Regions from separate parts of the Homo sapiens genome. Here region 2 is linked to region 1. A link is an interaction called in ENCODE POLR2A ChIA-PET data of the cell type or tissue named here. Cell type or tissue: OCI-LY7. All regions are shown on one strand. Links, peaks and the distances in the headings refer to the core of each region. The heading gives the core; the rest is flanking DNA. Region 1 overlaps PPP3R1-AS1 (PPP3R1 and CNRIP1 antisense RNA 1). Region 2 overlaps PPP3R1 (protein phosphatase 3 regulatory subunit B, alpha).

The links. Peaks named below come from ENCODE experiments on the same cell type or tissue, not always from the same donor. Only the 100,000 strongest peaks of a DNase experiment are listed, where the experiment ranks them.
Region 2: POLR2A ChIA-PET joins it to region 1 with 5 read pairs; 2 of 35 experiments call an interaction of 5 or more read pairs at or near these places.

Annotation. Positions count from the first base shown.
Region 1 is chr2:68,272,978-68,285,664 of GRCh38, forward strand. The region is part of intron 1 of PPP3R1-AS1 (PPP3R1 and CNRIP1 antisense RNA 1); the gene reads left to right. It also overlaps a transcript of CNRIP1 not described here. Among named protein-coding and RNA genes, the nearest start is that of PPP3R1, 27 kb to the left of the region's middle. In OCI-LY7, for the core only: no CTCF peak of the experiment used is centred there; DNase peaks (open chromatin) are centred at 3,284 and 3,774; H3K4me3 peaks cover 998 bases; H3K27ac peaks cover 1,376 bases.
Region 2 is chr2:68,220,864-68,234,126 of GRCh38, forward strand. The region is part of intron 1 of PPP3R1 (protein phosphatase 3 regulatory subunit B, alpha); the gene reads right to left. Among named protein-coding and RNA genes, the nearest start is that of PPP3R1-AS1, 24 kb to the right of the region's middle. RefSeq lists an enhancer at 9,493-9,662. In OCI-LY7, for the core only: CTCF peaks have their summits at 4,543 (motif pointing left) and 4,752; a DNase peak (open chromatin) is centred at 4,538; H3K27ac peaks cover 912 bases.

The sequences.
Region 1 (12,687 bases), core at 1,706-6,705:
TTCCATGTAGATAATGACCCTTTATTCTTTATTATTATTATTAGATACACTAAAACACTTTCTTACCATGGGAGTTGCTAAAGTATCAGCATGTATTTTTAAGGGAAATTGAAATAGCTTTTTATCTTCTGATGTATTATGTTGGTAAAAAAGTAATTGCGGTTTTTGCCATTGAAAGTAAGGGCAAAACCGCAATTACTTTTGTACCAACCTAATAGAATTCTTGTCTGATTTAGCAGGAAAAATGTATTACATGACCAATAGATCAGTTCCAATTTCTGTCCACCCTTCACTCCGTTACTTCTTCTTTTAAAAAAAATTGTTTTCACTTTTATTCTCAAAGGAGGTGATCTTCTTTTTCTAATTGATTTTTTTTTGTTTGCTTGTTTGTTTAAGTTCTGGGACCATAAAGTGTTTATAAGATGCAGACCTTTAAAAATATTTCCATGTAAGCCAGGAACAGTCGCTCACCCTTGTAATCCGAACAATTTGGGAGGCTGAGGCAGGAGGATCACTTGAGGCCAGGAATTTGAGATCAGCCTGGGCAACATAGCAAGACTTCATCTTTAAAAATATAAAATGTATTTCCTTGTAAATACATTTTGTTGTAGATCTGAGACAGTGTAAAAATTTCAACTCTAAAGAAAAAAATTAGAAAATCAAATGATTTAAATAAATCATCATATTGGATTATAGTAAATTTCATAAATAAGTTATTCTCAACAAACACCTTAGATAAGAAAGTTTTTATGATCTGTTTAGTTAATATCTGCATTTATATTTAATACACTTTAAAAATGTGATTTTTTTCCTGAAAACTTAGAGCCACAATTTCAGGGCTATATTGGTAAAAATGGGAATTGACTCTGAAAGATTATAATTAATCAACTTCTGATAGCAAATTAAACTCAAACTATTGAGGTTGCAAAGTCAGTAACTTTATGAGACATTGTTTTTCTTTCTCATTCAGCTAACTCATTCTTCAGTGGGGTCAGTTTGGTGTCATATGTTACTCCATGGGGAAAAACCCTAAGGGGATTGATGGAGAAGGAAAAATCCTAAGGGGATTGATGGAGAAGAATTATGTTTTTCACCAGGCAGAAAAAAGCCCTGAATTTGGTCCCTCAGGAATCTTCTCAGGGTATTTTCTGCTAGTAGTACCAGAGCCCTATGGCCCTATGGTGCCAGAGCTCTATGCAGTTCCAGGAGGGAACTGCGCCACTGAGACTCAATACCCAGAAGGCTGCTCAGCTCTTGTTCCTGCTACAATCGACACTGAGGATAGGGATTAAAGCCTCATTAGTCTTTCGAGGTATGTGAGGAATGGCTATTTTGTTTTTGTTTAATTAGGGTCTTGGTGTAGAGCAGGACATTTAGTGGCCTATGTCCTTCTGTCCAATTTAAAGGTAGGGCTGAGCTGATTCACTCTCTAGAGATGAGTAGTGCAATGAGCTACAATTAAACAAAAATAATAAGAAGAACCTTTGCTCAGGGAGAATGTTTCAGTAACTTATATGTTCCCGCCAGCAGCATCATAAAGCCTCTGCAGTTGGGCGTCTGATATTTACTATCTTAGAACAGTGGTATGAATTAGCCAAGGTGTCTCCATTTATTTGGTTGTCAGTGAATGCTAAATAGAAATAAATGAGTCAAAATTAAAGGAAAAGATGGATATCAACTTGGCATGAACTCCTCTGAATTATTATTCAAATTCTTGGGTCCTTCTGGACTTTAAGACCATATTTTTTCTATGATGGGCAAGAAAGATGATTTATGCAGTTTATTTAGAGGTAAATTTTATGGACAAAATTTTATACACATCTATACAATATGTGAGTTATAATCATTGTTTTAAGAAACAATGATAGCATACAGAGGTGCCTACAAAGTTTTTATTTAAAGAGTCAGGGTCTCTGTCACCCAGGCTGGAGTGCAGTGGCGTGATCCTGGCTCACTGCAACCTTGAACTCCTGGGCTCAATCAATTCTCCCTCCTCAGTCTCCCAAGTAGCTGGGACTACATGCACATGCCAACATGACCAATAAATTGTTTTTTATTTTTTTCAAGATGGGGTCTCACTATGTTGCCCAGGTTCAATTTTAAATATTATCTTTATCTTTTTTGCCTGCTGCCCAAAGCCATAAGAAAATGTATCATTATTACTTAAAATGAAATCATAGCTGTAATAATACTTTACTAATAATATTTTAATTTCAATATGGAGCTTAAACTTTCAAAGCACTCTTAGATATGTAGGCCAATTTATTCATTATTTGAGTTCTTTAGTACACATAGTACATTCCTCTGAGATATGAAATGGCAATGATATGTACTCGTCTTATTACAAAGTGAAGATGGGATAGATTTTAGATATTTCAAAAAATGAGTGTACTTTATTTCTGTTTGTACAGTAGTCCCCCCCTTATCCATGGTTTCACTTTTCATGGTTTCAATTGCCCAACATACAATACAATAAGATATTTTGAGAGAGAGACCACATTAACCTTTATTACAGCCTATTGCTATAATTGTTCTATTTTGTTATTGTTATTGTTAACTTCTTACTATGCCTAGTTTATAAATTAAACTTTATCAAAAAGTTATGCATGTATAGCAGAAAACAGTATCTATAGGGTTCTGTACTATTTGCCGTTTAGGCGCCCAGTGGGGGTCTTGAAATATATCCCCCACGGGTAAGGGGGAACCACATACTTCAATACAAAGTTGAAAAAGCTCTGACCATATAGTATTCATGTTAATTTGATATTAAAACATCACTAAAACTCAGTGGACTAATTCTCAAAAAAAAGGATATGTGTAGCTTTTGTTTCTTCAATAACAATGTATAGAAGTGTCTTTTAAGAGTGATTTTAAACTACTTGTCTTTCAAGATAACTTTTAACTGATGACTTGGGGGCACTCATAAGCTCTCTGGGGATAAAACTGAGATTCCATTAGAATATCTTTGTTTAGGTTGTGGACAGGGGCTCTTGCCTGTAATCCCAGCACTTTGAGAGGCCAAGGCAGGAGAATCGCTTGAGCCCAGAAGTTCGAGACCAGCCTGGGAAACATGGTGAGATCTCTTCTCTTAAAAAAAAAAAGAAAGAAAAGAAAAGAAAAAAAGAAAAAAAAATTGGTTTAGTTTCTAAGTTCAAAGAGAGAGAGAGAGAATAGGGATAAAGAAGAGAAGAAATTCCTTTCTGTACAGGGCAGCTTTAAGTATAACTTCTTGGCGGTGTCTGAAGTGGCAGAGAGAGAATGGCGTCTGGGATTTGATTCTCTGCACTGTGATTTAAGTTCACTGAACCTTGGTTTCCTCATCTATAAAACGAGAATGTTGTCTTGAAGAGCAGGTGCTTAGTACTATTATAGTAAGCAAAGGAGTTCAATTAAATTACTTCTTGGGTTTCTTTTAAATGCCAGAATTAAATAATTGTAAAATAGATGAACCAATTTCCCTTCAATTGTGAGTAGTTTAAAATGCCACCGAAGATGGCAGAATAAGCCATTAAAATGGCTTTTATAAAACTTTCTTCCTTCTGCTTTTATCAACTATAAATTAAAGCTATTCTATTCATAGTCTAAAGCTGAGGAAATAAGCTTTTGTAACCTGCCAATATTTTCACCCCAGGAAAATAATTGTTCTTAGAAAAGCTAAAATGGTCTGGGCACCATGGCTGTCGCCTGTAATCCTAGCACTTTGGGAGGTGGAGTCAGGTGGATCACCTGAGGTCAGGAGTATGAGACCAGCCTGGTCATCATGGTGAAACCCCATCTCTACTAAAAATACAAAAATTAGCCAGGCGTGGTAGCAGGTGCCTGTAATCTCAGCTACCCGGGAGGCGGAGGTTGCAGTGAGCTGAGATTGTGCCATTGCACTCCAGCCTGGGCAACAAGAGGGAAATTCCATCTCAAAAAGAAAAATAGTAAGAAAAGCTAAAATATTCCTATGCTTAATCCTACTGTTGGAAGCATAAAGAATTGTTATGTTTCTTGCATGGGTTTAAAAACCAAGGACTGTTTTCAAAACTTAAAGCAATGATCAGGTGCCATATAACTGTCAAGTTATACATCACCTGAGGACCTTAATGGAGCACATAATAAATACTAATTAATTTAACCAACACCCCTGTGGTAAACGCATTATTACCCCTCCTCCCCTTTGAACAGGCAGGGAGACTGATTCCATGAGACCAAGCAACTCACCCTGGGGATGTGTGGAAGAAGTTGCTGAGCCAGAAAAAGGAACCCAAGAGGTTGGAATCTGAACCCTATGTATTTACAACTTAAGGAGAGTCTCGGCCGGGCGCTGTGGCTCACACCTGTAATCCCAGCACTTTGGGAGGCTGAGGCAGGCGGATCACGAGGTCAGGGGATCGAGACCATCCTGGCTAACACAGTGAAACCCCGTCTCTACTAAAAAAATTCAAAAAATCAGCCGGAGTGGTGGCGGGCGCCTGTAGTCCCAGCTACTCGGGAGGCTGAGGCAGGAGAATGGCGTGAACCTGGGAGGCGGAGCTTGCAGTGAGCCGAGATCGCGCCACTGCACTCCAGCCTGGGCGGCAGAGCGAGGCTCTGTCTCAAAAAAAGAAAAAAAAGAAGAGTCTCATTCCTTATGGATAAAAACATTTCTGCTCCCCTTTAGATTGATATATGTGTGAAGATAGAGTGGATTGTGTATATTACTGAGACACCCACCCTTCCCAAATGTTAGCTCTTTGTTTCCAGGATGTGCAATGACAAATAATTTGTTGGTAATGCTAACACTTCAATTAGTTAGATCTACACTTACTTAGTAAGCTTCAAATTGTTCCTATAGATGGATTAGAAAATGGAATTTAATAAGAACAATGAAGACTGAAAGCAACAAGGTAAATAAAACAGATTTCTCCATTAAGCAGGTAATTTTTTTATATTTTATTTTTTGAGACAGGGTCTCACTCTGTCGCCCAGCCTGGAGTGCAGTGGCAGAGTCATGGTTCCCTGCAGCCTTGACCTCCTAGGCTTGAGTGATCCTCCCATCTCAGCCTTCTAGGAAGCTGGGACTACAGGGGTGTGCCACAATGCTGGGCTAATTTTTTGTATTTTTAGTAGAGATGAGGTTTTCCCATGTTGCCCAGGCCGGTCTCGAACTCCTGGACTGAAGCGATTCCCTTGCCTTGGCCTCCCAAAGTGTTAGGATTACAGGTGTGAGCCATCACGCCTGGCCATGCAGATAATAGATTTGCTTTTTTATTGTGATTTTACTTTTATAATTTTTTTCAATAGTTGTTACTGGTAAGGTAGTCTAGGAATTATTTTGTGATCTCCTCTCCTGTCCTACCTCCTCAGTTTATAGAGGGCACTCAATAAGGACTTATTGGCTGAAACATAATACTCCTCCCAGTCATACATTCATCAGTGACTAATATAGAATGTTGTATAATGGTTAATACAATGTTTGAGCAATTTACTCATTCTAGCATTCAGTTAATATTGTGCATTTACTCATTTGATCAGATAATTTGTGATTAGAAGAATCCAAGAAATAAACCAGAACTAGCCATGTTGATTTCAACTCAGTTAACTTTGACAAACACCCAGTGCAATTCTTTAGAAGCTAAAAATTTGATGATTTGGTGACTATGACTTATGATTTCTAAAAAACAAAAAGAGATTGAATGTGTCGAGAGCCAGTATAACATACATTTGCCCAAATTTTATTTTCCAAAACATCACTTTTCCTAGCCAAGAATAAATGCTAGAGGCTGCCTGACTACCACTATTGGGTAGCATAAAGAAACAGAATTCACCATCATTGGGTAGTTTTTTTTTTTCCATGCTACACTGCAATACTGGTTTATTTAGCATATGTATAAGCTCCTTTCTGTCATACTTTTGGAGTTTTGATGTATAAAATAACACCTTGAAATTGTTAGTTATAATACAGAAAAATAAAATTGAATTTGGTCAACATCAAGATACTGCAGTGTACTTCTGAAAATAAGCCTTGCAAATGTTTTTCCACTAGAATATTTATGGATATAGTAATTTAGGTAGTCATTCACTAGAGGAGATTATGACATGCCAGTAGCTGAAAGATGAGAATAAAACCTACGGTTTCCAGTTGCAACTAGAGAAAGATGTAAAAACAAAAACAAAAAAACCCAAAACACATGCACTTTTTTTAAGGACCTTTTTTTCCTTTTATTTTCTTTTTTAGATTGGTACTAAGTTTAAGAGGTTTACACATTTGGAAAACTGTCTGTATGACTATTTCTGAAAGACCACATTCTTTCCTGTTTAAAGTTAAATAACTCCAGAGATTTTAATTTTAGTTTCTCAAGCAAGACAAAACCAGTTGAACTGCTTTATATTATTTCCTGAGTCAGGAATTGAGGCCAACAGTATTGAAAAGGTAACCATGAGTTGATTTTTTGTGTTTTGTAGGTTAATACTAGCAAAGAAAAGGGCAAGTTGTTTATGTCCTTAAAAATAATTTCAGAAGAAATTAAAGAATCTTCATCTTACTATTAATCACATTCTTTCTCACCCCTTTGTCAGAGGAAGAATTTATAAATGTCAGTAAAGTCCTTTTTATGCAGAAATTATTGAATTTAAATACATGCTAATTGCTGCTACTGATAGCTCTATCTGCAACAGGATTAAAGCTGTTAGAATATATTTTAAGAGTCTTGGCAGATGAATGTTCTTATAATCATCACATTTTAGAGACCTTTCTAAATCATGAGTTACGTGAAATAAAGAACCTAAAACAAATTAAGCAAGATCGTTTCATTTGTACATATTATGTGCCAGGTATTTTTTGAAGTAAAAAAAAAAAATTGTTTCAGCAGGCTTCCCTTTCCCTCTGGGGCCTATTAAATACTATACAAACAAGTCTGCCTCTTACTTTGGCTTATTTGGCGTTGGTACACACCTCTTAGGCAAGTGGGGCCAGCTCTCTAGAACTGGCTGTCTCGTCTTGAACAGTTTGTTATTCATATTTCAGTCCTCTTTTTTTCACACCTGTTTTTCATTTCAGGATATCAGAGTATCTGATATTGATCAAATCAATGGAAAGTAGACTGGGATACAAGCATTTCAGACTAGCACATTAGGACTGGGTTTATCTCACTCACTGACACAAGCTGTATGATATCTGAAAAGGAAAATATTTGTTTAGAAATGTCTTTTCTCCTCTCTGTCAGGGTTACAATGGCTTGCCAGGCCAAGCATTGAGCAGAGAAGAAGGGCATCCATTTTGAGAAGCCACATACTTTAGATGACATATGCAGAAGCAACATGCATTGGCATTTCATCATTTAGAATCTTATCCAAGTGCCAACATTTATCGTAACCTGGAAGGGAAGGGTGCCAAAGTAAAAAAAATGTGTTCACTTTTGCCTCATGAAATTCATGCTTGGGCAAATCTTAGGGGTATACAGTCTTCTGTACGTTCATGTGTAACACCCATTACTGTTAATAGGAGTTACCACATAGGTCCAAAAGAAAACATAGCCTTTAGAATTGAACTTAGACCTTGGGGATCAAAAGATCTCCCTAGCTAATAGCTGATGGGAATTGTGCAGTCTCAAATTTGCTCCCTGCTAACCTGACATCATTGAATTTGGAGAAGCAGAGCCAGGTTCATTCAGGGGTGGCAGAGAGAGAGAAAGTGGAAAAAAAACTGTTTTGAAAATAAAAGTGATTATAAATCAGGCTTTTAAATTAAGTCACAGAAATCCCTACCTAATTATATCATGAAAACAAGTTCCAGCTCATAGTTCTTAGAAAAGAGAAGGTTGTGACAGATTTATTCTTGTTTACTACTTTCAACCCCAAGCACTCTTGATTAATTTTTCTCAAAACAATAAAATGAGACTCAGCTAATAAAATTAGACTCATCTAATAAAATAATATTTAAATTTGGAGTCAATTTACTTTTAATTTTCAGAGATTCATGGTAAGGGAAATCAGATGGTCAAAATAATCTGACCTACACAAAAACACAAATTTTGATTTATATCCCATCACTAACCTTCTCAACCCCAAATGTGAACAAGGGGCCAGCCAGTTACTGAAGCAACAGAGTGTTAAGAAACTGCTGTGGGCGGAACATTATGGGAGGTGCTGAAGGGAGACAAATGTAATAGAAAAGCATAGTTCTTGTATTCAAATAAATGTATAACTAAGGCTGAATGTCAGTACAAAGCATATGGATAGGTTTACATTTACTTTTTTTCTTTGACCTTGTCTCTGTCCTTTGAAAAGGGTAGTGAACTAGGGGATAAGGGGGGAAAAAGTAAGGTCCTCAGCAGTCTATTAAATGGTGATATGCAAAAATCTCTGAACAATTAGAGCCCTTAACTGTCTTCAAAATAGGATAGGAATTAAGAAGACAGGTTTGAAAATAGATAAGCCTGAACCTGTTGCTTGAACCTTTCCAAGTCCCTGTTTTCACATTTGTAAAATGGTAGCAACAATGCTACTTTTCAGGGCGGTTGAATAAATTGAGTAAGAGAAAATATATGAAGAATTTAGCACAGGGCTTGGCAAATAGCAACAGTTCAAGTAAACAGTAGTCTTCATGGCCAGGTGCAGTGGCTCACGCCTGTAATCCCAGCACTTTGGGAGGCTGAGGTGGGCAGATCGCCTGAGGTCGCGAGTTTGAAACTAGCCTGGCCAACATGGTGAAAACCCATCTCTACTTAAAAATGCAAAAATTAGCTGGGCGTGGTCGTGGGCGTCTGTAATCTCAGCTACTCAGGAGGCTGAGGCATGAGAATCTCTTGAACCCAGGAGGCGGAGGTTGCAGTGAGCTGAGATGGCACGACTGCACTCCAGCCTGGGCAACAGCACAAGACTCTGTCTCAAAAGACAAATAAACAAACAAAAAAGTCTTTATTATTATTAATGATGGATAGTGGCTAATATCCATTTAATAGCTAATATCCTATGCATGGAATGTTCCTGACTTTCTTCTCTAGTATTTATTGGTGGCTCAAGTGACCACTCAGGGAATGTCAAATACAACTGTATACCTTGGTCAATTTCTTCTTGGGTTCCATCCAAAGACTGACTCTGCAAACTGCCCCTGCTGGAGGTGACGGAGTTTGGGGTGGGGTGGGGTAAGGGGGTGAAGAATCATGCTATACTCTGTGAGGATTACAACCAGGAGCATGTCTTAGCCAAGTCAGAGCCACTGCAGGCACCTCTTGGCTTTGCACCTATTAGGACTGAGTAGCGTTGTGTGTGCCAGGCTGGCCCCGTGGGTATCCTTAGTAGATCATGTGAGTGTTGTCACTGTGTCCATTTTAGACTATGGAAACTCCAGTATTGGGAATCCCATTTTGGAATGAAGTGTTGTTTTCATACAAAGGAAAATACAGTAGCTAGTTCAGACTATTCCATGATATAAGAAGCAACAAACCCTGCTTAAAAGGAAAAAAAGCCCCCAGAAGTGAAATCACAAATGCTGCATTATCATGGGTTGCAATAAACATGGGTGTGTGTAGAAAGAGGCTGTGGCAACACTTTTGTCTCCTGCCATGTCAACCGAGGTGATGGAAAACATGACAGCCTAAAATAATTAAAAGTAAGTGGTTGGAAAGAAAAGCCAGTCTTGGAATTAGGGAAAACAGGTGTATGGTGCCAGCACAGAGTTTCATTCTTTTTGTGCATGTGATTAAGATTTGGATTGGGAATATCATTGTAAAGTGAAGAGCCTGAGAAATATCTAGATATATGTGAACCAAACTGTGTGCAGCTTAGATTGATGCAGAAAGAACACTTTTTTACACTTGCAAATGTTTTGATACAAATTAAATACAGAAAATACTACGTGTTATATTGAAGGAGAAAGAAAAATAGTCTGTGGACCTCGACCCCTAAGCTCTGAAGACACATGCTAATAATAATTGGCAAAGGTATTTGTTTTACTCTATAAAGTTAAGAAGTTAAACCCACATGCAGGTGTCTAAAATTCGATGGATATGCAGGTGTCATGGATGAACGCAGGAAGCTTAAAAGCTGTCCAATCTGTCCTGCCACTAGTACCACCTAGTGGTAGCCAAGAAGATGTGTAAGCATCTTTTTAAAAATTGCTTTAAAAAATTTTAAAAGCAAGCATCAATAAAACTCATTGTTTAAAACAATTGAAACATGCACAAGAATTCAGAGTAAATTGTCAAGGGTCCTTCAATTCCAGTCTCTCCCAACCCCACTGTTCTTCCTTATTAATAGTGCCTTTCCTCTGCATTTCCTCAAATTTCAGCCTCTCTCTGTCCCCCTTTTTTTTCTGTCTCTCTCTCTATGCGCTTAACATTTTGAAAACATAAATGGAATCATTTAATCATATATTTTATGGGTGATGTTTTTCACTTAACAAATATCTTTAAACTTATTCTCTAGCACAGTAGAAACTATTGCTAATGGGCGCAGACACTAGGATTTGCTCATAAGCGCAAGTATCAGGTCTGCTTTCAGATTCTGAGCTGGAAGAGTTGTCTGGCTATTGAAAATGCCCTCCCTGGATGAGGTTCTTGACTCAGACTAGCCTTTATCAGACATGGTCAGCTTCCCACCTCCTCCTACCCTCCTGTACTCTCATCATCTGTTACTCCACCTCAGAGACCCCAGCTGCCATCATCCTTATTTAGCTTCCCCACCCCTCACCACTGCAGAAGACTCTGTTCTTATCTCCTGCCTCCAAACTGCCTCCAGGAATATTGCTTCATAACTCAAATATCATTCTATCATTTAATATTTAAAAACTTCCTCTGGTTCCCACTTTCTGTAGAACTAAACTTAAACTGCTCAGCATGTGTAGAAGGCTCCTCATAGCCTTGCCCCAGCCCATGCCTCTCTCTTCCCTATGCTCCAGCCACACAGAGTTTCTTCTTCCAGAGTGGATCATGTATTTTCACATGCCAATATCCTGCAGTACCTTCTCTGTGCCTGAAAGCAGCTCAAATATCATCTATGAAGCTGCCTCCAATTCCCACAGACTCCTCCTCAATGCTTTGATGTATTTTGTATTTTTTCTAGTATAGCACTTGCCTCATTTTATTGTAATTATTTGGCTATAAACAACTTGATTACTTATCACACTCCTATTGCCATCTCCTGCCCCCACGGGACCTGGCACATGAATGCTTATTGAATGAATAACTGAACTTTAATAAGAAGGAGTACAGTGAGTAAACCCTTGGGTAGTGTTTTCCAAACTTTAATATGATAAGAATCACCTAAAGTGCTTAATAAAATGCAGATGCTTTGGATTTACTCTCAGAGAGTTTGCTCAATTTAAGAGGTCTAAAAAGGTAGAGTTTAGGAATCTACATTTTAACAAGCATCCCCGATAATTCTGATGGCCTGTGAGAAGCCCTCCCCTAGAATGCAAAGCAAATAATTTGGAAAAAAAAAAAAGAACATTTGTTCCTCATGATGGCACACATTGAAGAATGTGCTTATTCTTCACATTCATATGTAAGAGAGATCTCTTGGGGTCGTTGTTCCAGGCACTCCTGAAAATAAATAGATACCAGAATAAGTTTGAGAAAACCACAGTTGGGTAGGTGCAGTGACTCACGCCCGTAATCCCAGCACTTTGGGAGGCCAAGGCAGGCAGATCTCTTGAGGTCAGGAGTTCGAGACCAGCTGACCAATATGGTGAAGCCCCATCTCTACTAAAAATACAAAAATTAGCTGGCTGTGGTAGTGGTGCACCTGTAGTCCCAGCTACTTGGGAGGCTGAGGCAGAGAATCACTTGAAGCTGGGAGGCAGAGGTTGCAGTGAGCTGAGATTGTGCCACTGCACTCCAGCCTGAGTGACAGAGCGAGACTCTGTCTCAAAAAAAAAAAAAAAAAAGAAAAGAAAACCACAGCGAAGCGAATTCTGTGAAGACTATAAAGAAGCATCAAGCTCTGTGTAAAGGGCTAGATTGTTTCTTTGTAAGGACAATTGTCATCAAATCCCATATGTTTGTTTTGTTAAAATAGCCACTATTTAGCCAGGCCCAAGCTGTTTTCACTAATACACTGCATTTCTGTCAAGCTTCTCTTTGGATGTTCTCCAAGCATTTTAGCAGCTTTAAGCCTGTCTTCCCTTGTTCCCTGAGGGAGGAACAAGCACAAGTTCACGCCAACTCATTAGAGAGACATTGCTCAAGAGCAGCTCCTGGGGCACCAGATGCAGGCAGGAGCGAGGGAGTGGGATCCCTTCCAGGCCCCTCCCCTCTGCGCTGTCTCATTTTCCCCACCCACCCTCCCAAATGCTCATTATTGTCTTCAGCAGGTGGCTTCCACCCCTGCCTTCAAGTCTGCTCAGACAATCTCCCTCCCAAGATAGACAAGCTCCAAAAAGATTCACAGGTTCTACACAATGCAGAACTGCCAAGGACCACATTGGCCAAAGCAATGTCTTCATACAATCAATCTTAAGGGATTTTGCAGAGACAATGGTAAATGTGGATTAGGCTTTTGATCAGAAGGCAGAATATTCGTGACCAGCCTGGGCAACATGGTGAAACCCATCTCTACAAAAATTAGCTGGATGTGGTGGTGGCCGCCTGTGGTCCCAAATACTTGGGAGGCTGAGGTGAGAGGATCACTTGAGACTGGGAGGTTGAGGCTGCAGTGAGCCAACATCGCACCACTGCACTCCAGCATGGGCTGTTACAGAGCAAGACCCTGTCTCAAAAAAAA
Region 2 (13,263 bases), core at 1,569-6,568, 52 kb before region 1:
GTAGAGACTGGTGGGTGCCAGTTGCTGGGGGAGGAGGAATGGTGAACAATTACTTTTTGGCTATGGGGTTTCCTTTTAGGGTGATGAAAATATTTTCGAATGACATAGAGGTGGTGGTTGTACTACATTATAAATGCCAGCCTGGGCAACATGGCAAAACACTGTCTCTACAAAAAATACAAAAAAGGCCAGGCATGGTGGCTCACGCCTGTAATCCCACCACATTGGGAGGCCGAGGCAGGCAGATCACTTGAGGTCAGGAGTTCAAGACCAGCCTGGTCAACATGGTGAAATCTGTCTCTACAAAAAATACAAAAATTAGCTGGGCATGGTGGCGGGTGCCTGTAATCCCAGCTACTCGAGAGGCTGAGGCAAGAGAATCTCTTGAACCTGAAGGTGGAGGCTGCAGTGAGCAGAGATTGCACCACTGCACTCCAGCCTGGGCAACAGAGCGAGACTCCACCTCAAAAATAAAAACAAAAACACGAGCCAGGCATGTTAGCATATGCCTGTAGTCTCGGCTACTCAGGAGGGTGATATGGGATAACTGCTTGAGCCTGATAGGTCAAGGGTGCAGTGAGCCTTGAGCACACCACTGCACTCCAGCCTGGGCAACCAAGCAAGACTTTGTAAATAAATAAATAAACAAATGTCACTGAACTGTTCACTTTTAAAATGACTTTGTTATGTGAATTTCACATCAATAAAACGTTTTATATGCTGTTTAAAGAAATAATGGCCCCAAATCTTCCAAATTTGATGAAAACTTTAAATCCCCAAATTCAAGAAGTTCAATGAACTCTAAGTAGAAGAAACATGGAAAAAAAAAAGCCACATAATAAATTGCTGTGACACAGAAAATCTTAAATATAATCAGAGGGGAAAAAAGATAAACTACATACATACAACATAATTACTACAGCATATTTCTCCTTAGATACACCAAGGACAGGAAACAATGGAATCTGTTTAAAGTGTTTAAAAAAAAAAAACTATCAGTTTTTATATCCAGCAAAAATATCTTTCAAATATTATGGCAAATGCTTTTTCCAGATAACAAAAACTGAAAGGAAAGATTAGGCTTCAATATATGTTCACTACAAAAAAAAAGTCAAAAGAAAATTCTTCAGGCAGAAGAAAAATGATACCAGATGGAAAGCTGGATCTAGACAAAGAAATGAAAAATATCAGAAATGGTAAATAAAATAAAATAAAAGATATTTTTCTCATGTTTAAATGTCTTTAAAATATGACTTTTAAAAGCAAAGATAACATGTTGTGGGGTATATAAAGTGAACATATGACAACAGCACAAAAGGGTAGAGAAAAAATGGATGTATGCTGTTGTCAGGATCTTACACTGTAAGAGAAACACTGTATCATTATTTGAAGGTACAGCATGGTATATTAAAGATGTATATTGTAAACTCTAGAACAACTTAAAAAAGGAGACGAAATAAAATGGTATCATTGTGATGGTTAATTTTGTGTCAACCTAACTGGGCCAAGGGATGCTCAGATATCCAGCTAAACATTATTTCTGAGTGAGAGTCAGCTAGGCTGTTTGTGGAAGAGATTAGCATCTGAACTGGTGAACTAAGTAAAACTGATTGGATAACATCCATCTGTCCAGCACCTAAATAGAACAAAAAGGCAGAAGATTGAATTAGTTCTCTGCCTCACTGCCTGAGCTGCAAAGTCAAGCTTTTCCTTACCTCAATGCCCCTGGTTCTCAGGCCTTCAGACTCAGACTAGAATTTATACCATCAGTTCTTCAGCTCTCAGGCCTTCAAGCTACAGCACCAGCTTTCCTGGGTCTCTAACTTAAAGACAGCAGGAACAGAACTTCTTAGCCTCCATAATCATGTGAGGCAATATCATATAATAAATCTCTTTCTAGACATATGTATCTCCTACTGGTTATTTCTCTGGAGAAACCTGACTAATACAATCAGAAAGAATACTCAATCCCATGAAAGGCAGACAAATAGGTACAAAGAAAAAGCAAATGAGAAAAAAAAGAAAGTAAATAGTAAGAAGGCAGATTTAAAAGCAAACATTTTGAGAATTATACATTTCATAATGCTAAAAAAGAGCCAATTCATCAGAAAGATGAAATCCAAAAACATACCAATCCTACACAAATTATTTCAGAAAGCAGAAAGGAAGGGTACTGTCCTGAACTCATTTTATGAAGCCAGCACTACTGTGATGCCAAAATCAGACAGTATCACAAAAAAAGAAAACTATGGCCGGGCGCGGTGGCTCACGCCTATAATCCTAACACTTGGGGGGCTGAGGCAGGAGTATCACTTAAGGTCAGGAGTTCAAGACCAGCCTGGCCAACATGTTGAAACCCATCTCTACTAAGAATACAAAAATCAGCTGAGCATGATGGTAGGCACCTGTACAATCCCAGCTACTTGGGACGCTGAGGCAGAAGAATCGCTTGAACCTGGGAGGTGGAAGTTGCAGTGAGCTGAGATCACGCCACTACACTCTAGCCTAGGCAACAGTGCGAGACTCTGTCTCAAAACAACAACAACAACAAAAGAAAACTATATCTAATGTTTCTCTATGACCAATAATGTAAAAATCCTTAAAAATATCTTAGCAAATTGAATCCAAAAATAAACACCATGACTGAGGATTATTCCAGCAATGGAAGGTTGGTTTAATATTCAAAACCAACGTGATTCACAACATTAACAGAGGAAAAAAAAAGAAAAAAACCACATGGCCAACCAAACAGACGCAATAAAAGCATCTGACAAATTGCAACATCCATTTTTGATAAAACAAGAGTAACTCAGCAAACTAGGACTATTTCTCTATCTATAAAAGGTTATCTACAAAAATTCTTCAAAAAGTGTCATATGTAATAAGATTCTCCCTAAGATTAGAACAAGATAAAGACATCTGCACAAATACAAAAGGGAAGACAAAAAAAAAAAAAAACAAAAGGTATACAGATTGGAAAGGAATAAACTGCCTTTCGTTGCAGATGACATAATTGTGTATGTACATAAATCCTAAGCAAATTACTAAAAAGCTATCAAAACTAATAAATGAATTAAGCAAGACGGCAAGATAAAAGGTCAATATACAAAAGTTAAATATATTTCATATTCTGGAAACATGGAAAATGAAATTAAGAATGCAGTTCCATTTACAAAATCATCAAAAATACAAAATACTTAGAAACAGTTAATAAGAGATGTGCAGGGAGTACACATGAAGACTATAAGACATAGCTAAGAAAGAGATCTAAGAAAACCCAGCTATATTTGTTCATAGATCAGAAGGCTCAATGTTGTTAAGATGGCAATTCTTCCCATAATGATCTGCATATAGAAGACAATCCTAATAAAAATCCCAGCAGAATATTTTATAGAAATCAATAAACTAATTCTAAAATTCATATGGAGATGCAAAGAACCTAACAGCCAAGGGATCTGAATGAAAAACAACAATGGTGAAGGACTTAACAATATCTGACTTAAAGAGTTATGAAGGGCTGGGTGCGGTAGCTCATGCCTGTAATCCCAGCACTTTGGGAGGCCGAGGCGAGTGGATCACTTGAGGTCAGGAGTTTGAAACCAGCCTGACCAACATGGTGAAACCCTGTCTCTACTGAAAATACAAAAAAAACTAGCCGGGCGTGGTGGCAGGCGCCTGCAATCCCAGCTACTCGGGAAGCTGAGGCAGGAGAATCACTTGAACCTGGGAAGCAGAGGTTGCAGTGAGCTGAAATCACGCCACTGCACTCCAGCCTCGGCAGCAGAGCAAGACTCGTCTCAGGAAAAAAAAAAAAAAAGTTATAAAGCTAGTCATCAAAAGAGTGGTACTGGTGTAAGAACAGACAAATATCAATTGGACAGAATAAAGTAAACACACACACACAATTTTCAAGAAAGGTTTCCAGGTAATTAAATGGGGAAAAAAAATCTTTGCAACAAATGATGCTACAACAACTGAATAGCAATATGCAATTTAAAAAAAATGACATGAAGACTTGAATAGATATTTCACAACAAAAGATATGATTAACATCAAATAAACACATGAAAAGACATTTAATATCACTAGACATTAGAGAAATGCAAGTTAAAACCAAAGTGAGATATTACTATACAGGCAACTGGCATAATAAATATGGCTATAATTTAAAAATGGACACACAAAGTGTAACTGAAGATGTGGAATAAATGATTATGTGGTGAACAGAATTCTTAGGTAGCCCTTTGAAATTCTGAACCCCTTGTATACATACTTTTTCTCCCAATTACTAAATCAAACACTCATCTAGTTACTGCTGCAGAAGGATTTTGCACATGTAATTAAGGTCCCAAATCAACCACCTCTGGATAAGATTTATCCAGGTGGCCCTGACCTGTAAGAGCCCTTTAAAAGCAATTTTCCCTGTGTGGTCTAAGAAGGTGAAAATGAAAGAGTCAAAGCAGGAGAGGAATTCAACACAAGGGAAGTGGAGAGGCCACATGGCATTGAATGCAGGCAGCCTGACGGGGATAAGAGTGACCTCTAGTGAACAGGAGCAAGGAAACAGAGTGCTCAATCTCATAAGGGCAAAGAGCTGAATTCTGCCAATAACGTGAACAGCTTGGAAAGCAGACTTCCCCAGAACCTCCACAGGAGAACTTGGTCTGGATGGCATCTTGATTTCAGCCTTGTGATACTCTGAAGGGAACCCAGTCATGCAGTGGTGAGCTTCTGATTTGCAGAACTATGAAATAATAAATGAGTGCTGTTTTAGACTACTATGTTTATGGGAATTTGTTACACAGCAACAGAAAACTAATATCCAAACTTATAGTGTATGCGGCTAAAAATAAAAACACTGACATACCAAAGTGTTGGTGAAGATGTAGAGCAAATGAAAATTTTATATCTTGCTAGTGGGAACTCAAAATTGTACCGCTATTTCAAAAAAACAGTGTGTTGGACTCTTAGTGTAACCAGAAATGAAAACATGTCCACACAGAAATCTGTACTCACATGTCCACAGCAGCTTTATTCAGCTTTATTCTTAATAGACCAATCTGGAAACAACCTAAATGTCTTCAACTGGTGAACAGATAAACTGTTATATCCAGACAATGGAGTACTATTCGGTAATGAATAGGAAAAGACTACTAATACACCCAATAACATAATGAATCTCAAAAGCAATATGCTAAGTAAAAGAAACCAGACACAAAAAGCTATGTGCTGTATGGTTCCATTTATAAATGCTACAAAAAAACAAACTACAGTAACTGAAAGTTAAGGTGTTGTGGGGTAGAGGGGGAGAACAGGGAGTGAACACAAAAGGGTACCAGGTAACATTTCAGGGTGATAGACCTATTCTACATCTTGACTGTGGTGATTACAAAACTATATACATTTATCAAGGCACATTAACTATGCACTTAAAACTAGTTAGTTTTTACCATAGGTAAGTTGTACCTCAATAAAGCTGATTTTTATAACTCAAAATATTAAGGACCTTAGTCCCAAATATAATGGAATTGCTTAATACATAATTTTAGTCTCCAGTTTAGAAACAATCTCATCACTTTCTTTAAAACAATAAAGTTTCACAGCTGTCATATTATTCAAAATTCAAACTATATGGATTTATTTTTATAAGACACATTTCAAGGTAATGTATTCATAGCAAATAACATTTTCCAGATTAATCTTACAGAATCATGAGACACCAAAAACTATTTACACTTACAGTAATCTTGACATTTATAATTCATCCCTTAGTCTCCTTCCCTGATTTTAAACTCCATGAAGGCACCAACTGTCTTACTATCTTTTGATATCCTTTGCCAGATTTAACATTGTCCTAAATTTACTTTAAAGGAAGAATTTGATTAGGTGCATGGTAAAAGTCTGGAACGGTTTAAGTCCTAATTTAAGCATCAATGCGTTAAAGTACAAGGTTAGATTAAGGGCATTAGAAGACCCGAATTCTTAAAAGTCCAGTTATTCAAGCACTTTAGATTTTCTCTTTCCTTTTGATGCTCACTTTTTATAATGAGTATTAAGCATTTGGATCTGCATACATTTTAAATAAGCAAACAGTACTCTAATACTGAAGTAATATTTATAGTTCACAAAGAGTCTATAACCAAATAAGGAAATGTTGTCATCTCTTAAACTCTACTAGATAAAGATGTCTAAATATTCTGACTGCATATTCTCTGAAATATTCAAAGCTTTACAGAATGCATCTATAAAGTTTATTTTTATTCTTTCAAACCTTGTCACTTTAAGATCAAAGTAACTCTAAACCAAAGAGAACCAAGTTTTTTCATTTCTTTGCCAGAAAATTTCTTTATTTTCCTGATTCCTACAGATCTGATCCCAAAACTGACAATCGTAATAGAATATTTTTTAAAAATGTTGAATAACATGAACTTGAAAAGTAAGTTATCTTAGGAATCAATCTAAATGTCTTTACCTGCTGAAAGCTTGATGACTGCACAATTAATGTAATTATCATAATGAAATTAATTTTTTCTAGGGTAAAGTCACTGACCATCTTAGTAACTGTTCTAGAACAGATTCTCCTTATTCTTAAATACAAAGCAAAAGGTGTTTGGATGCATGAATGTCGGGGACAGAAAAGATCAAAAGACAGAAACAAGAGATAAAAACCAATCATACCTATGACAGATCCAAGCTTCTTTAATGATTTTAGGAGGGAAAAAAAAAAAACCTTAAAATTTCTAGTCTGATAAATGCTGCCATAATTACAATCTATAACTTGAGTGAATCCATCCAGCAAATGTTTGAAGGCACATAATATGTTTAACTATTTTAAAGATCCTATTACTCACTTTGACAGTTAAACTATATTTCCTATTAAATGACACCTAAATTACCCCCATTCCTGTTTTTCCTTCTACTATTTAATGTTAACAACAATTTTTGTGTTTATCTTGTATTGTGCACAATTTCGCCGAACTTATTCATTAGTACTTTTATTTTTTGTAGATTTCTTGAAAATTTTCTATGTAGATAGTCATACCATCTGCAAACGGGATCCGTTTTTCTTCTTTCCAATCTGTATGCCTTTATATTCTTTTCCTGCATTACTGCACTGACTAGAACTTTCAGCACTACGCTAAAAAGGGCAGAAATCCTTGCTTTGTTACAGATCTTACAGAGAAAGTACTGTCTTTTGCCATTAAGTATAATGTCAGCTGTAGGTTTTCACAGATGTTCTTTATTCAACTGATAACATTTCCCTCTATATTTTTCTAAGTTTTTGTTTTGTCTTGGGTTTTATTCTTTAGTCTATTAATATAATTATACAGACTAAGTTTCAAATAGTGAACCAGCCTTGCACCCATAAAACCACCATAACTGATTATGGTGTATAATCTTTTAAAAATATTAACTCTATTTGTTAATGTTTTAAGGATTTCTGCATCTACACTGACATGAGGATGTTGGTCCATAGTTATCTTTTTTGGATTTTGGTATCAAGGAAACAGGGCTACTCAAATTCTATTTCACACTGGAAGAGGTGTGATAGTTTGTGTTTAAGGAACTGGTTCATTACTTCAAAGTTGTCAAATTTATGTATATAAAATTGGTCATAGTAACCCCTTATCTTTTTTCACATCTGCAGGGTCTACAGTGATGTCCCCTATTTCATTCCTGATAATGGTAATTTGTGTCTTATTACTTGTCAGTCTTACTGATGTTTTTGAAGAATGAGCTTTTTGTTTCAAAGGGTTTTTCTCTATTGTTTCTGTTTTTTATTTCATTTACTATTTCCTTCCTTCTGCTTGCTTCAGGTAGATTTTTCTCATCTTTTTTTCTAGGTTCTTGAAGTGGGAGCTTAGATTATTGATTTGAGGGGGCTTTTCTTTTCCTCTTCTCAAATGTGTGCATTTAGTGGTATAAATTTCCCTCTCTAAACTGCTTTAGTTGTATCCCACAACTTTGGTATGTTGTATTCTTATTTTCATGAAGCTCAATGTATTTTTTAAAATTTCCCTTGAGACTTCCTCTTTCACTCATAGATTATTTGGAAGTGTTTAGAGATTTTCCAGGTATCTATTATTGATTTCTAGTTTGATTCCACTTTGGTAGGAGAACACATTCTTTGATTTCAATTCCTTAAAATGTGTTTATGTTTTCTGGGGGGTTTTCTGAGACAGGGTCTCACTGTCACTCAGCTTGAGTGTAGTGGCATGACATGGCTCACTGCAGCCTCAAATTCCTGGGCTCAAGTGATCCTCTCCCACCTCATCCACTCAACTACAGGCATATGCCATCATGCTCAGCTAATTATTTTTTTTTTTTCATGGAGACTGAGTCTTGCTACATTGCCCAGGCTCGTCTCAAACTCCTGGCCTCATGCAATCCTCCCACCTTAGCCACCCCAAGCATTTAGGATTATAGGCATGAACCACCATGCCCAAATGAGGTTTACTTTTATGGCCCAGGACATAACTTTCCTTGGTATATGTTCTCTGGTCACTTGAAAAGATGAAGCATTCTATAAATTACATAGCACTGGTTGATTACATATGTTGAGTATCTTTCTATATCCTTGCTGATTTTCTTGCTTGGTTACTCCACCATTTATTGAGAAATAGGTGTTGACGTCTCCAATTATAATTTTGGACTTGTGTATTTCTCTTTTTAGTTCCATCAGTCTTTTTTCATATATTTTGCAGTTCTACTGCTAACACATTTAAAACTGCTATGTCTTCTTAGTGGATTGATTAACCCTTTTATCATATAATGCCTAGTCACTGTCTCTGGTAACTGCTTTGTTATGAGGTCTACTTTATCTAATATTAAATATAACCATACCTGCTTTCTTTGGATTAATGTTTGCATGATACATCTTTCTCCTTCCTTTTACTTTCAACATGCCTATATTGTTACATTTAAAGTAAATTTCTTACAGAAATCATATGATTGGGTAATGTCTTTAATTGATTCTGCCAGTATGTTTAATTGGTGTGTGTGTGTGTGTGTATGTATGTGTGTATATATATATACGGGTGTGTGTGTATATGTGTATATATATGTGTGTGTATGTGTGTATATATGTGTGTGTGTATATATACACACATACACACACACACACACACACACACACACACACACACACATATATATTTGGAGACAGGCTGTCACTCTGGAGCGTAGCGGCACAATCTTGGCTCACTGCATTCTCCACCTCCCAGGCTTAAGCAATGCCCCCATCTCAGCCTCCTGAGTAGCTGGGACCACAAGCACTCGCCACCGTGCCCAGCTAATTTTTTGTATTTTTGGTTGAGACAGGTTTCACCATGTTGCCCAGGCTGGTCTCAAACTCCTGAGCTCAGGCAATCCACATGCCTCAACCTTCCAAAGTGCTGGGATTACAGGCGTAAGCCACCATGCCCGGCCTTCATTTCTGTTTTCTTTATCCTGTCTCCTGGTGGGTTAAACATTTTTTAAATTCCATTTTGATTTATCTATAATGCTTTTGCATGTATCTGTAGAGCTTCCTTAGTGGTTGCTCTATGTACATTACACAGATAACTTTTCACAATCTCATTGGTATCATCATTTTACCCTCTCCCTGCTTACAGCTATCTTAAATATTTCCTCTACATACCTTTAGAACCACATCAGTATTGTAATTTTTGCTTCAACACTCAAACATAATTTAAAAACTCAAAAGGAGAATGTCTATTGTATTTACCCGTACTTTTACACTTTGAATTGTTCCTTCCTCTTTCCTGATGTTCCAAGATTCTTTCATCATACCCTTCTGTTTTCAGAATGTCTTTTGTTATCTTTCTAGGGTAAGTCTGCTGGTGACATACTCTCTTCATTTTCCTTCATATGTCTTGATTTCCCTTTCATTCCAGAAGGGTGTTTTCTCTAGATACAGGTTTCTGAGTTGACAGTCCTTTTCTTTCAGCACTTGAAAAATGTGAAATTTCCTTCTGATTAGAAACCTGCTATCATTTGAACTGTTTTCCACATCTACATGAAGTGTAATTTCTCTCGTGCTGATTTCAAGACTTGTCTTGTTTTTATAAGTTTTACTTTGAGATATCCTGGTCTGGATGTCTACAGGTTTATCCTGTTGAACATTCACTTGGCTTTTTAAAACTGTAGCTTAATGTCTTTTGCCAAATTCGCAAAATTTTCAGCCATTATTTCCTTAAGTACTTTTTCAATCCTGCCCTCTCTCTTCCTCTCCTTCTGTGACTCTAACGACACAAGTGTTAAATCTTTTTATAGACTCATGGTTCCCTGAGGCTCTGCACATTTTTTTTTTCAGTCTGTTTACTGTTGTTCAGACTGGGTAACTACTTCTGCCTGCTAGTTCACTGATCTTTCCTCAGTCTGGTCTATTTGCTATTAAGCCTACTCACTGGGCTACTGTATTGTTTATTATATTTTTCAGTTCTAAAATTACTATTTGGTCTTTCTTTATGTCTTCTATTTCTTTGCTGAAGTTTTCTTTCTTTTTTTTTTCCTGTTTCATGTACGTCAGTTTTTTCTTTGAGTGACACAAGCTTGTTCATTTTTGAGAAAATGTGTGCCAAATACTCAAGTGTGAATAATAGATTTTATTAGTTGTTCTCGCTAGTAGTTTTGGTATTCTATGAAAAAAAGCAGCTAGTTCAGCTTACAAATCACACAAGTGCTTGTTTTTCCTCAAAACTACTATTACAATTTCACATGTACAAGTAGTGCTTTACACTTTTATCATTTTATCATGGAGATATTTAAAATACGTGTAGTTATTGGTTGAGATTTAACAAAATATTGCTTTATCAGTGATATTCTTAAGCAAAAGTGGTGTTTTTTAAAATTGCAAGTACACAGTAATAAAGAAAACAACTTCTAGTAAAGTAGGGTGCTTCTGTTTTGATTCATGCTAAGGTACCATCAAGTTTTACTAATGATTGCTTTTGCACCATCAGTATAAATATAAACAGTCAAGACAGGTAATGTTTTAGTGTTATTATGAAAACAATTTTGACCTCATGTGCTCCCTAGAAAGTGTCCTGGGGATCCCCAAGTATCCATGAACCACTCTGAAAATTGCCAATCTAATCTTAAGATCTTATTTAGGCTGGGCGCCGTGGCTCATGCCTGTAATCCCAGCACTTTGGGAGGCCAAGGCGGGCAGATCACCTGAGGTCAGGAGTTCAAGACCAGCCAGGACAACATGGGAATACCCGTATCTACTAAAAAAAAAAAAATATATATATATATATACACACACACACACATATATATGTATATATATATACATATATAAATACATATATACGTATATGTATATACATATTATATACATATTGTATATGTATATATGTGTGTGTGTGTGTGTGTGTGTGTGTGTGTGTGTGTGTGTGTATATATATATACACACACACAAAAATTAGCCAGGCGTGATGGCAAGCATCTGTAACCCCAGCCACTCGGTAGGCTGACACAGGAGAATCACTCGAACCTGGGAGGTGGAGGTTGCAGTGAGCCAAGATCACACCACTGCACTCCAGCCTGCGCAACAGAGTGAGACTCTTGTCTCAAAAAAAAAAAATCTTATTTAGATTTTGCCATTAGGGAGTATCAACATGTAAAGAACTGAAAGAGAAATGTATCAAAGAAAAAGAAAACTCATACAGCAACAGAACCAGTAGACTATGGATCTACTCTATTTGTCCTAATATTCTATTACAGTGTTTTTGTTGTTGTTGTTGTTGTTGTTTTTGAGACAGAGTCTTGCTCTGTCACCCAGGCTGGAGTGCAGTGGCACGATCTCAGCTCACTGCAATCTCCACCTCACAGGTTCAAGCAATTCTCCTGCCTCAGCCTCTCGAGTAGCTGGGATTACAGGCATGCACCACTTTGCCCAGCTAATTTTTGTATTTTCAATAGAGATGAGGTTTTGCCATATTGGCCAGGCTGGTCTCCAACACTTGATCTCAGGTGATCCACCCACCTCAGCCTCCCAAAATGCTGGGATTATAGGCTTGAGCCACCACACCTGGTCTCTATTATATTTCTATAATAATATTATCCTGTAATACATATCACAAAGATATCCTAGCCAGGCTACTATCTACTATAATCTACTATAATATACAATCACAAACACTTTCTTATTTGCTTATTCTTTCTTTCTTATTTCTTATTCACACAAAAGCAGACCACATTATTCTGAGTCTCTCTCTTGTAGAAAAATATTTCCTCAGTTACCACACAATTACTTTGGCTACGAATGAGACAAGATTCTATCTTAACTAAGACCTAAATTAAATGCAAAGAGATGTTTCCACACATGGCATCAGTTTCTCATTAACTCACTATACTTTAAGCTCCATGACAGCAAAGCACTTGCATGTTTTGTTTACTCTTCAGTTCATGATACAGAGAAAATAATAAATATCTTTGAATTATCATTAAATATGCTTTTATAAGTAATTATTAAGTAAATCCCTTTTATTTCTTTGGGAAAATATATTGACTCCAGAACAACTGGAGTTTTAGCTTCAGATATAGTTCACTTGCAAGTGGATCTTCCTCTGCATGCCAACCTCAATTTTTCTAGGAATGAGACTTCCAATATTTAGGCAAATTCTCGAAATACTGAGTATTATGTCCCAAAATGTAAAAATAATATTTTACAAACTGCTTAGTACACTGTAAGCAATCAATTAATAAATCCAAATATTCAAAATTAACACCTCACTCCCAAAGGTGTATTTCCCAAATCGCAGTAATTTTTTTTTTAAGTCTACAAACAAAAAAAATCTGATAGCTTTTTTCTTCTGGTTTTCTTCTAACCATGGAATTTCTTTTCTACTATTCTTTAAGTTCTAAAATCCTTCAGATACCTCAGATAAACTAATTTACATTTCAATGACTTTTTTCAAACTGAACATAGAATAAATGTTGCTTTATCAAGTTTCAAAATTTTTTTTGTAGGTAGAAACTAATGGATCTAGAAAGTAATCCTTAAAAGTTAAAAGTTAACTCTGTGACTATAAACAGGGATGGAAAAAAGAAAGTTAACATTTACTGAATACAAAAAAAACAGAGAAATAACATTTACATGCTGAGCACTCTATTAGAGACTTTACATACATTATCTCATTTATCCTCCCAAACAATCCCCTGGGTAAACAGAGGTTATAAAGAAGCTTAAGGCCGGGCACGGTGGCTCACGCCTGTAATCCCAGCACTTTGGGAGGCCGAGGCCAGCAGATCACG